Linked DNA regions of Mus musculus: region 1 is linked to region 2. Evidence: chromatin loops called from intact Hi-C (ENCODE). Cell type or tissue: gastrocnemius. All regions are shown on one strand. Links, peaks and the distances in the headings refer to the core of each region. The heading gives the core; the rest is flanking DNA. Region 1 has its middle 20 kb from the start of Gm36774. Region 2 has its middle 8.2 kb from the start of Pten.

Evidence for each region. Peaks named below come from ENCODE experiments on the same cell type or tissue, not always from the same donor. Only the 100,000 strongest peaks of a DNase experiment are listed, where the experiment ranks them.
Region 1: it touches region 2 in a loop (2.0-fold over the local background); 9 of 42 quality-filtered maps call a loop at or near these places.

The regions. Positions count from the first base shown.
Region 1 is chr19:32,909,173-32,912,087 of GRCm38, reverse strand. No RefSeq gene overlaps it. Among named protein-coding and RNA genes, the nearest start is that of Gm36774, 20 kb to the left of the region's middle. In gastrocnemius, for the core only: no CTCF peak of the experiment used is centred there; DNase peaks (open chromatin) are centred at 639 and 1,669.
Region 2 is chr19:32,747,884-32,750,798 of GRCm38, reverse strand. No RefSeq gene overlaps it. Among named protein-coding and RNA genes, the nearest start is that of Pten, 8.2 kb to the left of the region's middle. In gastrocnemius, for the core only: a CTCF peak has its summit at 1,187 (motif pointing left); a DNase peak (open chromatin) is centred at 1,195.

The DNA of each region.
Region 1 (2,915 bases), core at 216-2,715, 160 kb before region 2:
GGAAGGTGGAGCTAAGCGTTGCAGAGCGTCTCAGAGGAGAGGGAGAGGAGAATGGAGGCAGATGTGATCATTTCATGTGGTTAGAATAATTGGGATAAAATTTTTATCATTACCAATTGGCTCTGAAGTTATTGTATTGGCATCTTGTAAATTGTGATATTATTGATACATAAATCTGATTGGTTAATTAAGCTTTGAGAGTCTTGATTTTACTGGGTTACTGGGTGTTGTGATTTCTAACCCATTTAGTTACTGGAATGTGGGATCTCTGACTACATTTATGGCTGAGGAAGTACTGGCAGCTCCGGGACAAGAGAGCCGGGGCTAACTTCCGGAGCTGGCTGGAGAGAGCTGATGGCAGTGGCAAGAGCGCAAGAGCGTGGTCCGCCCAGCACAGAGATGGTGGGCTCATTTTTTTTTTTTTTTTTTTTTAATATTTCCCGCAACACCTATCCCTAAGTGAGACATCTTTATCAACTTGCTCCCCTTCTGCCCTCCATGGTTCAGGGAACACTGAAGAGGAGGAGGAAGACGGAAGTAAAAGGAGCCAGAGGATCTGAAAGAACGTTGTGAAATTCTGTCTTCTGGACATAACAGGACCATTGTGCTCTTCACAACTGTGCTTACCTACACGGGATCTACATAAAATCCAGGCAGCTGAAATCCCTGCACAGATGGCAGGTGAGCTCCCCAGGTCCTACCCTTGAATGAGGAGCTATTGACAGTTGATGGCTGCTGCTGCTGAGAGAGAGCCGTCCTCTTTGAGGGTATGGCCACTGATAGACTTCCCATGCTTCAGAGAATAGCCTCACACCCATGCACATGTGAACAAAAAAGAAGACCTGAAGATTGGAGGAAGACATATTTCAGAGAATACAGGAGAAGTAGGAAGAGATACATGGGGGATACATAAGATCAGACTCTGCTGTGTGTAATTCTCAATATTAGAAAAAAATTAAAATGTACATGAAAATTTGAATATGTGCATGAATGATTATAGTTCTAAAGATATATTCTACGGATATTAATTCAATCTGTTACCACTCGGTACCTACCATAAAGACATGTTCTACAGATATTAATTTAATATGTGAGCACTCAGTACCTGCCATATGATAGTAAACAAGACAAACCTGGTTCCTAGCTTGATATGTAAAATCATCACAGACCCGGTATTTCCCATGTCCCACTGGGAGAGGGGAAAGCAATACTGCTCAGTGGACAGAGAACAGTCCAGGGACCTTGTTTAGAGCCTATCAGGGCCCCAGGCCAGAAATTACCCAAAGGGCAGTCCTTGTACTATTATATTGTAACAGTACTTATTTGGTAATTATTTAACATGTATATCACATAAAACCTATTTATTTTGTGGGATTTATGGCTTAGGACAAGGTGAAAAATAGTCCACTCAAAATAATATTAAGGGAATCATTGTGTTAGTAACATAATCAACAGCCAAGTTTATGAAGCATCAATGAAAATAATCTTTGCAGGTCACTGAGATAACAAACACCAGGATGAACGTGCATATAGCCCGTGAAAATAATATTGGTTCTAATGATCCCTCATTGGACTTGGCTCAACCATTCACACAGGCGATGAGCTAAAGCAACTATGGTACAAGCTGCAAGACTCTGACTGCACATGCGCTTGCCAAGCATTCGGAAGGCAACATGCCTGCTGAGGCCATGGGGGAACTCAGCAGGAACAGGATCTGGTGCCTGGTCTGAGGAGAGTATAATTTAACAGGAAAGAAAAGGCAGGCATACAAATAACTGTAAAATGGGATAAGCCCCAAAGAGGAGGTACAAAGCCCCAGAGAAGAGACTCAAAGGAGGGATAAGTCACGCCTATGGGGAAAGGTCACAAGAGACTTCATGGAGATTTGAGATGCTGTTTGAGATAAGCTGGGGAGAGGAGAGGAATTTCAAGGACACAAAAGAAGGGGTGTATATGTGACATTCCAGAGAGGGACTGATTGCTTGAGCTCCAGCTCAGAGAGACCGGGAAGGGACAAGAGAATAGAAAGTTTCTTCTGTTGATTCAGCTGGGGTATAGAATGCAACTCAAGCAGATGACTGTGGGGAGTTCAGAGTGTGGCCATAGAGTGGGGCAGAAAGTGAGGTCAAATTAGCACAGGAGAGAAGCCAGTTGACAGAAAGGAACACTTGGGCCTCAGGCTCCAGAGCTGACATAGAACAGGTAAACCACATAGCACAGGAAAGGTGTGTGCTATGCAAATGAATACCAATCTGCTGGGCTGGTGTGCCTTTGAGCGTTGAGCATCTAACCTGTCTCCCAGCTCTGGCTTACTTTCTCTCTTGGAAGTACACTCTTAATATACTGTTCCTGATTCTGCTACTATTCATATGACTTTGTCTGGGTTGTTTGTTTGTTTGTTTGTTTGTTTGTTTGTCCTAGGACATAAAATCTTGAAAACCTCAAAAGGTGCCTGCTGGAATCAGGTATCAGGGGACAATAATGTCCCCAGCACTGGAGAGCAGACTGAATATATTCTACATAAAGTAATGGAAATGGTGGGATGTTGGGTAGGGGGCAGTGAAGAGCTTAAGGGATGAGTGGAGCCTATAATCTAGAAATGAGGTAAAGGTTATCGCAGCCAAGGCCCTAGTGACTATGACTCCCTAATGAAAGGACCAAAAAAGGTGTGAATTTGAGGAATCAAAGTGATTACACTGGGGGTGGGGGTGGGGTTCTTTAAGACCTGGGGATTTATTTAAACTAGAGGAGAGACAGGAAATTCCCAGGGCGAGCAGATAACTAGATAGATCCTTGTGAATCTTAGCAGGTGAGGCTGTGGGGCAGAGGGAATGCTTGCAAGTAGTGATGCAGATATGTGCCTTAGGCACCCATGCTAGGAAGGGCCAGATGTGGTCCAAAGAGGAAATCAGGAA
Region 2 (2,915 bases), core at 246-2,745:
CTCTGTGATATAAAGATGGAAGATGAAAAAGAAATTGCAAGGATCCCCTCATCCATCAACTGCATTGTACAAGCAAAGAAACTAGGACCAGTGGTATAACGTGCCCCTATTACACAAGAGTCAATGACAGATCCTTACGAGTGAGTGTGGGACGTTTCCAAATACCAATTTTTGTTTGGTTGGGGTTTTTTTGGTTGTTGTTTTGTTTTTGTTTTTGTTTTTGTTTTTGTTTTTCGAGACAGGGTTTCTCTGTATAGCCCTGGCTGTCCTGGAACTCACTCTGTAGACCAGGCTGGCCTCGAACTCAGAAATCCACCTGCCTCTGCCTCCAGAGTGCTGGGATTAAAGGAGTGCGCCACCACCAGCCAGCTCCAAATACCAATTTAATTAAAAGGGGGGGGGGGGGGCGCAAAACCCCAGCTTTTAAATAAACCTGAGCAGGTTAACATGGGGAAATTTAATTAGCGATGGCTTTTCATGGCATTCCAGTCCTAGAGGACACAGAACATGGGGTGAGATGTGACGTGTGTTATCTAACAAGTTAAGCCTGAAGTTACTTTTAAGGATGAGGCCCTTAAGAATCAAACATGCGCCGGGCAGTGGTGGCGCACGCCTTTAATCCCAGCACTCGGGAGGCAGAGGCAGGCGGATTTCTGAGTTCGAGGCCAGCCTGGTCTACAAAGTGAGTTCCAGGACAGCCAGGGCTATACAGAGAAACCCTGTCTCAAAAAACAAAAAAAAAACAAAAAAAACAAAAAAAAACAAAACAAAAAAAAAAAAAAGAATCAAACATGCTAGAGCAGGGCAGTGGTGGCGCACGCCTTTAACCCCAGCACTCGGGAGGCAGAGGCAGGCAGGCGGATTTCAGAGTTCGAGACCAGCCTGGTCTACAGAGTGAGTTTCAGGACAGCCAGAGATATACAGAGAAACCCCCGTCTCGAAAAACCAAAAAAAAAAAAAAAAGAAAAAGAAAAAGAAAAAAGAAAAAGGAGTCAAACCTGCAAATGTGAATTGCCCACAGTCCCTACGATCCTTGGGAAAAGTATTTTTTCCAATGTATGAAGACGGCTCATGCATTCAGTGGGGGCTGAAGAGAAGAAAAGGAAGGGACTTGCAAAGGAAGTCTTAGGAAGAAAACGCCAAACTTCACCAAAGAACAAAGGGAACGCTGCCACCTGCTGAGGAGTCAGTAAGCTGCTGCCAGCGATGCTCCAAAGAACTCAACAGTCTCAGGCAGCCCAGTTTGAGCTCAGCTTACAGCAGGCCTGCCTTGCTGGGGTAGGATGGTAGCGGCCTGTTTCCCCTACCCCCCTTTTTCATGAATATTTATGTCTGTTATCTTTTTAGTCCCACCCCCCAAACCCAAATCTCACAATACAATACTAAGGCTTTTATTTAAGTATTACATGCATGTGGGTAAAAGTTTCCAGTGGCTCGCCATTCCTCTTCCCCAGAAACAGATCTTTTGGGTTTTTTGTATTTTTTTTTTTCCATTTTGATTCTTTACAATTCTTCTCTTCTATTGTGTACAAACATCAGTACATAGTGGCACCTTTAATCTCCCTCTCAGTGGGGCAGAGGCAAGTGCATCTTTGAGTCCCAGGCCAGCTAGGTCTACCTGAGTGAGTTCTAGAACAGAGCCAGGCCTGCATAATGAGGCTTTGTCTCAAAAACAAGCAACAAAAATGAGTACACACATGAAGAAAATTTGCAAGAGAAGGCTAGAAGAAATTGCTGTTAGACCTTTCATTGGTCTACTTTTTCTTCTATACCTCCACTTTCCTATGTGATGTCCTGCCCCCCACCCGACCCCCTTTCTTTCTCACCTACTCATGCCTACATTTTTCTCTTTATCATATGCTGTTGTTTGGTGCCCTTTGATTTTCCTGTCATCAAGAGAATATTGTTTGTTTGTTTGTTTGTTTTTTGTGTTTGTTTTTGTTTTTGTTTTTTGAGACAGGATTTCTCTGTGTAGCCCTGGCTGCCCTGGAACTTACTATGTAGACTCAGAGATACACCTGCCTCTGCCTCCCAAATGCTGGTATCTTTAATTTTACTTAACTTGACCTTGGAACCTAGTCATAGACCACTATTGTGTTCCATGGTTACACTAAATAACACCTGAAAAGAGCTGTAGCCCTTTTCCAGTTCGGGTGGTTCTTTTTGTCTTGTCGTTTGTTTGTTTGTTTGTTTGTTTGTTTGTTCATTTGTTTTTTGAGACAGGGTTTCTCTGTGTAGTCCTGGCTGTCCTGGAACTCACTTTGTAGACCAGGCTGGCCTCGAACTCAGAAATCTGCCTGCCTCTGCTCCCGAGTGCTGGGATTAAAGGCGTGCGCCACCACGCCCGGCTGTCCTGTCTTTTATTAAAACAATGTGTCAGAATCCATAAAGTAAGTTTGTACCTTTACAGAAGTCCCATAGTAACTGAGGTTTTTTGTGACTGCTAACAATCTCAGAAAGAACACTATAGAAAGGCCTAATGTTGTCAAATTCAACTTGGAAATTCTGCCTTTTCTAAATACAGTAAAAAGACAGTTCTCTGTTGAGGGTCTTCGCCACCTAATTGTATTAACAGAATTAACAACTTTTTTTTGTATTAACATTAATGGAGGGCTGGAGAGATGGCTCAGTTGTTAAGAGTGCTCTTCCAGAAGTCCTGAGTTCAATTCCCAGCAACCACATAGTGGCTCACAACCATTTGTAATGAGATCTGATGTGCTCTTCTGGTGTGTCTGAAGACAGCTACAGTGTACTTACATATTAATAAATAAATAAATCTTAAAAAAAAAAACATTACAGGACAGCCAGGGCTATACAGAGAGACCCTGTCTCCAAAACAAAAACAAAAACAAACAAACAAACAAAAATTAATGTATTCTTGAGGTCTTGTTGATTGTAAGATACAAGATTGTCTG